2 separate regions of the Mus musculus genome follow, and region 2 is linked to region 1. A link is a contact called in ENCODE Hi-C or POLR2A ChIA-PET data. All regions are on one chromosome and are shown on one strand. The core of a region is the stretch at or near the end of the contact, and the rest is flanking DNA. Distances in the headings are between cores, read along the strand shown.

Region 1 (3,955 bases), core at 1,047-3,546:
TGCCTGCTTCTGCAGTTCTCCAAGGCCATCAATTACAACAGTCCCCCAAGTAGGTCATAGTGATTACTCTCCCTTCAGGGTGATAACGACCGTCATTAGTTGTGCGGATGCAGGCTGGTATCTAATGTTCTGCTTCTCTGAACTGCTCGAACACTCGATAGGTCTCTACCTGGAAGCCTTCCGGGGCCAGGCTCAGCTATCTGTGCTCTCATTGTAGAGAGGCGGTGAGTGCAGTTAAAAGGGGAACCCCACACCCACCCATAATCATGCTGGACTTCAGCCAAATACCTCATGATGCCCTCGAAACTGTCCTGTCAGTGTGAGGTGGCCTTTGGGCACAGAAGAGCTCTGCTTATCATGTGGATATGTCGTGTGGATGGGTATTTCCATCTCTGCCCAGACTCTAGTGTTGGAAGGATTCACTGCCAGGCTCTTCCATGGAATGCCATTTATCCTTCTGTGGGGCCCTGGAGAGGCTGCCAGGCCCGTGCACGGTCACCTCTGCCACAGGAAGCAGCAGCCAGTGTATGCACTCCAGTGGTGTATTTTCCAAAGAGCACACAAGAAGGTATAAGTCCAGGTGTTCAAATAAAGGCAAGAAAACAGACCAGAAAAGCTGAGGTGTCACAGTGGACCACAAGGTACGTGCAAGACAAAACAGTCTGTGTGTAGTCAAACCGGCCAGCTGAGCTCAGACCCAGGTAGAGTGTGTGGTGCTGAGCAAACATATGCCCATGGGATTCCCCAAGCTTTCTGAGGAAGCTGTTCAATGCGAGGCAGAACATAAGCACAGTAACAAGGCCTGGGGGGGCCCAGTGGGCCTCAGCTCACAGGCAGTAGGTGTGGGAGATGCCAGAGAGCCAGGGTCCCTACTCCCAGGACCCGTCAACCCATGTCTGCTGGGATACTCACCTTAGAACCAGATAACTCCAAGTGCTCAGGCACTTCCTGATTATCATGATTGTCTTTCAGCACACAGCAACCTGAGACCCAGAAGACATGCCGGGGTGTGATATTCCTAGTTAGGGGACCATGGGACATAAGTGCACGGAGTCAAATGCATAACCTGGGTTCCACTGTGACCTAGGCTTTCCACATGGGTCTGGCCCCCACACTGACCCCTGGGGTGCCACTGCTGCCCAGAAAAGCCCCTTGCCATCACCTGAAACTCCACCTTCAAGTAAAGAGAGAACAAGTCCCTTAGCAAGCTCAGCTTCAAGACGTTAAACAGTTCAACAGAGGCCTGGCAACCCTAGCCTGACATCCACACAGAACACAAACCAGGAGTCCAGACAGAAGCTTCTCCCAATAGCTACAACAGCAGTGCTCACCAGAGTGAGTGAATGAGAGAGAGAGAGAGAGAGAGAGAGAGAGACAGACAGACAGACAGACAGACAGACAGATCGTCCCACCATCCCCTGTGGGATGTGCAACTGGACAGACCTGGAGAAAGGAGAGAAAGCCCTCACTAAGGTTACAGCCTGGAGGATGGCTGAGGGGTGACTTGCAGGAGCTGTGCAGAATCACCACAGTAACAGAATTCAGGCTGATGGGAACCAGAGATCTAAATGAGCTTTCTTTGGGATGACGGGAATGTTCTGGAAATGGGTAGTGTGGTGGTGGTGGTGGTGGTGGTGGTGGTGGTGGTGGTGGTGGTATCTCTTCTCAACCTCAGTTTCAGTACCAGGGGGGTGGAGCCAGTGATTTTCCCAGGCTGTGAAGGAAACACCCACCCAGAGCCATCAGGCTGGGTTCCAGGGCCAGCAGAGGTGTCACTGGGCCATTCTCTGTGGACTGTCTGTCTGCAGCAGCTAGAAAATAAGGCCAGGGCACTGAATGGCGACCGCTGCCAGCCCAGCCAGGTTTAAAAATAGGATAGGGAAAAAAAAAATCAACTTCCTTGTGTTCACACACGACCTCAGGGGCATTGGTAGGAAAACAGTCAAAGCTGGGTGGGTGGCTGAGGCTGGAGGATGTTTGTGCTGGCATCACACTGTGGCTGTGCTGGGTTGTTCTTATAGCCACTCCCCGCCCAGCAGGGCAGCTGAGGACCCAGCCCAGAGCTGCCTCCACGGTGCCCTCCATGCTCCGCTCCGCTCAGCTCCAAGGACAATTTAGCAATCAGAACTTCAATTAACACTGCATCCTGAGGATGCAGCTTTCGGGAAAAGGCTGGGGCAGAGGAGGACAAAGAGGCTGGCAAGTTGGCAGCTGGGTGAAGCCACCTGGCTACATGACAGGGAACTGAAAGGACCCAGAGGCAGGGAAGGAGGGGGCAGGCTGCCATTTATGACACATGTGCCCATCCCTAAAGGGCTCTGGCCTGCACAGAGCCCCTCAAGCCTGCAGGAAATAACATCCCACTGTCATCGTCCCACGGGGAGATTGCAGAATTGCGTCCCTCACTGAACCTTCTCCAGTACCTCCTGTATGTTCCCGGTTGTCCCTAGAGGCTTTTGCCAGCTGCCAGAATGGTCCCTGGCAGAAGGACTGGTGCCTAGGAGCAGCTAGCTCTGGTAGCTGATGCCAATGGGCTGTTTCAGGTCTGCCCATGTCAGGCACAGTCTTTGAGGAGGACACTAATATCTAATTTAGAAAATGGCACAGGCTAGCCCTGCCAAAGATTCACCGGATGCCTGGTTTCTTGTATGTGGAGTTGAATTTCCCAGTGCCCAGTTTCAGGATGAAGAGTTTGAGGGGCTGAGAAGTCAGGAGACTTGCTCAGGGTTGGAAAGGTAGGAAGCATGTGTTTTGGAAATCCTGGGTTTGCTGGAACTTTCCACATTCACCATGGAGAGTTGCCACATCCCCTACCCCAGCCGCAGTAGCCCAGCATTAATGTGAGACCGGAGGAGTTCCCAGTGGGACTGATTTGGAGGAAAATGGACAGAGGCCACCCAGTGAAGGATCATGTCTACTTCCCTGTATCCCTTCTCCCTGCAACCTGCTTTGTGTTTACTTGGTTGGAAGGAGGACCTTGGGACTCTCAGGCAGCATGTAGGAATTGTGTCTGAGGAAGCGGAAGCCAGCCCCACACAGCAGGTCTGCTCAGACTTCCTTCTGTATAATGAAATGGTAAGAATCACAGCAGAGTGTGGAGTGGTTGCTCTGTTCTGGACACTTCTCAAGACCATTTGGGAAAGAAAGCTGAGAAGCAGATGGCCTGGGTTTGCTGGCAATGGAGGGGAGGCTGTGACCTGGGCCTCCTTCATGGTAGCTCAGGAAACACTGTGACATGTCTCTGTAGACATTTTAACTCCTGGGTCAACATTAGCCTGACTGCATCAGCCAGGACCAAAAAGAGCTTTGAGAAGTTATGTGAACCTGTCCTTGTCCTGGAGTGAGAATTTGGACAGCAGACAGAACACCCCAGAAAGCTCATTTTCTAGGCCTTTTTTCCTTCCTTCCTTCCTTCCTTTTTTTTTTTTTTTTTTTTTTTTTTTAAGATTTATTTATTTACTTATTATATGTAAGTACACTGTAGCTGTCTTCAGATACTCCAGAAGAGGGCATCAGATTTCATTACGGATGGTTGTGAGCCACCATGTGGTTGCTGGGATTTGAACTCCGGACCTTCGGAAGAGCAGTCGGCGCTCTTAACCACTGAGCCATCTCGCCAGCCCCTCCTTCCTTCTTTCATTCCTTCCTTCTTCTCTCCTTATTTCCCTCCTTCTTTCCCTCCCTCCCTCCCTCCCTCTTTTCCTTTCCTTCCTTTTTTATTTTTTTTGACAATGTCTCACTACATAACCTTAGCATGATCCTGAATTAACTAAGTAGCTCAGATTGTACTTGAACTTGTGAACTTTCTACCTCAGCCTCCAGAATTCCAGGATTACAGACCTGTGGTGTGCCACTATGCCTGCTCTGAGGCCCAAGTGACCTGCCCCATCTTTGCATGCATCCTTGTCAAGTCAATTGTAGGATTGACATAGGATTGTCCGTATCCGTCCACGGG
Region 2 (4,561 bases), core at 1,514-4,013, 48 kb after region 1:
TTTGCCTGCTTTGTGTCTCTGCATCATTTGTATGCCTGGTGACCATGGATGCCAGAAGAGGGCATCATATCTCTCAGACTAGAGTTACGCACAGTTGTGAGCTGCCTACATGGGTGCTGGACTCAAACCAACATCATCTGGAAAAGCAGCCAGTGTTCTTAACTGCGGAACCCAGAGCACATTTCAATCTGCTGTCAGCCTGGGTTTTCCACATCCAAGTAAAAATATCTTTTATATTATCTCACACATATCATGGTCCCAGGTATTTTATAGGCTTCTTAGTATGTTTGTATTCTATAAGGAGATCACAGACTGGATGATTGATAATGAACAGAGATTATTTACATACACAGTTGCTGATCTGAGAAGGTCATGATCAAGGGGCCATGTTTGGCAAGGGGCTTATGTTTCTGTCGTAATATGACAGCAGATGCTGTATAACTTGAGAGCAAGAGGAGGGAGACCTTGCTTTTATAGCAAACCTGTTCTCTTCATAGGAATTCATTCCTAAAGGAACATGAATCCATTCATGTTACTCAACTCATAAAGGGGCCACCCTCTTGACCCTGGAGTTGTTTCTTAAATACGAACTTTGGGGGCACATTCCCACTATAGAAAATTGTAAAAAACAAACAAACAAAAAAACCAAACCAAACCAAACCAAAAACACCTGCTCAGCGTTCCTCTTTTGCTATGGAGGTAGTCAGAGAGTAAAGTTACACAATGGTTTAAAGTCATATCATTCCCAGGAGGTGAAGCCTGGCTTGAAGGCAGGCAGACTACCTCGAGCCTGACCTCTCATCCACAGGCCTGATGGGACAGGGTACCCTGTGAAGCCATGGAAACCTGCCCAAGACACTATAGTGGCAGCTTAACTGGATGGAGACTCTGACTCTGCCTATACCTCAGTAGCACCCTCCTTTTCTGACTTAGATCAGAATGGCTGTACACACACACACACACGTATTTGCAATAATCAGCTTTAAGGAAGCCAGAACAGGGAGCAGTTTTCTGAAAGCTGTTTGCCGTGATGTGAAGTCAGCTCTATTCTTTGTCACTAATTATATTAACTATTTTTAGGGCAAACTGTCAATGCACCATACTTATTCATGCTTCCTACGTTATCAATTTGTTTTGTTTAGCCATATCTATTTATATCTCAAGAGCTTTTTAAAGAGATGCCCTCATTCTGCCAAAGATAGATTTGGGACTTGTAATTAAGTTATAAAACACATTAAGGGGGGAAAGATGATGTTTGGTTGCTATGAGGATAGTATCAATGGCTACTAGATGCTTTTTGAATTCTGAATAAAAGCTCACATTAACATTTTGAATCAAAAGTTACAGATCAGGGAGGAGCCTGGCATCACATACCTGTAGATTTTAGACATAGACTTGGTGTCAAGGAAGCTCTGTGGCTTTGTGATCCTGGGGCTGCTATTATAGCCCTGTAAACTTTTGTTTCTTTTTCTATAAAATGGAAAACTAAGATATACCTTCCAGAGTTTCTCGGTGGATTAAATGAGGGTTTTAATGGTTTCTCGTCACTTTCATTCCACAGTAGTAGTGATAGCTACTGTTTGCTAACACTGCCGTTTTACCATGCATTCTCCCAGATGTCTCCAGAGGTGTCTTCAAGTCTTTTCTGGCACACCTGGTTCCATCTTAGACCATTCTCTTCTCCCTTCTTCCTCAGGAATCATGGCCCTTCCCCTAAGGTGGAGAGGTCCTGGGTTAGAAGGAAATCCTACAGTTTCCTGCAGTGAGAAATGTTCTTCTAATCAGACACTTAGTTCCACAGGGGCCTGTATTCCCTAACTCCACTCCCCCCACCCACCTTTCCCTTTGGGTGATTAGCCCATTGAGTCATATTGAGAAGTTGTGTTCCCACTAATGGGATGAAATGCACCTAAGCCTGAGATGGAAGAAAGTGGCCATTTTGTTGAGTGTTTCTGCTATCTTATCTTGAGTTCTGGTGCACTCATTTTCAAGAAATAAATAAATCACCTTGTTTCACTTTGTTTCTGTCTTCTTTTGAGCAACACTGAGATTATTCTTTTCCTGACAGTGCCTCTGTTTAGAGAACTATCTGCAGCTCTGAAGAAAACAATTCTGAGACCTGTAGCTAAAAAACCTGAAAACACCATTGTGAAGTTCCACGTTCCTGCTTCTTTTTGTTTCTGAGATGTGGGCTCCTGGCCTCTCTTTACTGACATGGTTCCTGTCATCAAAGACAGATGTCCTCTCCCAGTTGACAGCTTCCCTAATCCCTGATTTTTGTTAGTCAGAATCAGAATTACTGCTACCCTTGTCCAGAAAATTTTTAATGGAGCCCATTTGCTTGAAATGAATAAATACAAGCCTATCGTAAAGTTCTCCTATTTGGTCCAAGATCTTAGTCTTATATACGTATGTAGTCTGGCACCTGCTAGATGCATACCAAATGCTTGAAGAACGATTAGTTTTCCCCTTGGCAGCCGTGTGGAACTAGTTTGTATGGCCTGTTTTGCTGTCGCCAGTCTGGGGCCCTCCTGGAGGCTAGCATGACACAAAGACGTGTAAGTCCTTGTCATCTGGATGCTCGCTGCCGCAGAGCCTCAGTTTCACACGGTGCTCACCAGCGTCATCCGTTCTTCCTGCCAGTCCCGGGGGTCCTCGTTGGTGTTTTGACCTCTCTCTGTCATGTGAACTAGAAAGATGACTGGAGTAGATTCCCTAATCCTGACTACTCAATTTAGCTTTCCCGACACCCGTCGCCTAGCAACGCCCGCCCGCCTACGCCCAGGGCGCAGACTCAGAGTTTTTTCCCGCCCGGCCTCCCCGGGCGCGCAGTTGTGACGCAAGCACCCAGCGCCCCTCGGCAGCTGCTGGACTCCTGGTGCTATGGCTTCCTCTGGGGTGGCGGGTGGGAGACAGGCCGAAGATACGCTACAGCCACCGCCCGAGCTGCTGCCGGAGTCCAAGCCGCCACCACCGCCTCAGCCTCTGCCGGTCGCTGCGCTCCCGCCGCCGGCGGCTCCGCGGCCTCAGTCCCCCGCTGGCGCGAAGGAGGAGAATTACTCCTTTTTGCCGTTGGTTCACAATGTCATCAAATGGTAAGGGTCTAGGAAAGGTTAAGACACCACTTTTTGCGACTCTAGTGTCCCTGGTTCCGAGCTGCCAAAGCCCGTGGGCTCTGGACCACGCCCCATTTTCCCAGAGGGCCCACGTTGTCAGGCGCCTTAAGAGTTACACTTTACTCCCGGGTGAAGCCCACGTACTGATCAAATGCATAGATAGGTTCTGCAGTGTCCCATCCCAGATCCTGCAGTGACTTGGGGATGGGTCTTAAGTCCTTACACATAGCCCGAAGGCAATTTTATACAGTTGTTTTAATTCGCCTGCGTTTTGACTGTTCGCATGAAGCCCAGAGCGGAATTTCTCACTTGTGGCATTATATGAGCCCCGAAAAGTGTTCGAATTTTGGTGGACCTCAGACGTTCAGACTCGAGATTCTCACCGTGTACACAGTTTAGTACCCATTTCAATGCGAGGCATCTTACCTGTGTGGGCTCTGTTAGGTACTAGGGTTGTACACCGTAAAGAAAGGAGCAGCCATTTACCCTTACAGGGCTTAACGGTTACAAGCAAAGAAAAACAAACAAACATTCTTAAAAGTGGAGAGATGGCGCACACCTTTAATCCCAGCACTTGGGAGGCAGAGGCAGGCGGATTTCTGAGTTCGAGGCCAGCCTGGTTTACAGAGTGAGTTCCAGGACAGCCAGGGCTATCCAGAGAAACCCTGTCTCCAAACAAACAAGTGGAGAGGGGAGAAGTGATGCTAGGAAACATTTGAAACGAAGACACAGAAGTTGCTCTGAATGATTGTGTCCCACTATTAACTTTATTCTAATAATTCTAATAGAATATACAAGGATGTATGGTCTTTTAGGCCCAAAGTCTCCAGTCTCCATGATGGCCTATGTTTTTGCTCACTCCATATACGCTTGGGTCATTTCCAAGAGGTACACTTTTTGGTGCAAGCATTCTCAAGTGTGCTTTGATAAACTTAGGTGACGCGGAACAGTTACTGCCTGGTGCCTCTTTGTGCAGTCAGGATTCTTAGCAACACTGGGAGTTGGACAGGTTGGTGGGTAAGAGCACTCGCGGTACAAACGGCACAAGGATCTGAGTTCCAATCCTCAGCGTCCACATAAAAAGCCAGTCATGGCTGCTCGTGCCTGGAGCCCCAGCGTCCCAGCGCTACAGACAGATCTCAAGAGCTCTGGCCAGGCTGCCTGGCTGACACTGTTAACTTCCTATTTAATATGAGACCCTGTCTCTAGGCAACAAGGCGAAGCGCTACAGTATAATACATCCATAAACTAGTGACATCATTATTTATTATCATTATCAAGCATTAAGAACTACCTGTAATTGTATAGGTAATACTTTTTATCCATCAGGCAGTATACTTTTTTTTTTTTCACACTCTTGTGAGTGGCGCATTCTGCTGCAACATTACCACAACTACTTTGTCATTAGGCAAAGGAAGGTTTTGGTTACATTATAAGCATTAGAC

Evidence for each region. Hi-C counts contacts between places; a loop is a spot of excess contacts on that map. ChIA-PET counts read pairs that join two places held with the same protein, here RNA polymerase II (POLR2A).
Region 2: a loop to region 1 is called in a map of gastrocnemius, with 2.3 times the contacts of the local background. The contact joins the promoter of Med9os here to the enhancer-like site in region 1. A Hi-C loop is called at or near these places in 7 of 37 maps with a recorded cell type or tissue (T-helper 17 cell, gastrocnemius, heart and 2 more). POLR2A ChIA-PET finds 5 or more read pairs at or near these places in 4 of 5 experiments (Patski and embryonic stem cell).

What each region holds. Positions count from the first base shown.
Region 1 is chr11:59,898,035-59,901,989 of GRCm38, forward strand. No RefSeq gene overlaps it. Among named protein-coding and RNA genes, the nearest start is that of 1810063I02Rik, 21 kb to the right of the region's middle. Within about 2 kb of position 2,297, at least 3 of the 3 ENCODE cell types and tissues checked have a DNase peak (open chromatin) inside an H3K27ac peak, as active enhancers do; they include gastrocnemius, heart and left cerebral cortex, where a contact is called at or near this core.
Region 2 is chr11:59,945,384-59,949,944 of GRCm38, forward strand. Med9os (mediator complex subunit 9, opposite strand) reads right to left here and starts at 2,764. Exons shown (of 2, transcript NR_045273.1): 1 at 2,441-2,764; 2 at 1,509-1,713. It overlaps Med9 (mediator complex subunit 9), which reads left to right and starts at 2,831. Exons shown (of 2, transcript NM_138675.3): 1 at 2,831-3,095. The coding sequence starts at 2,884.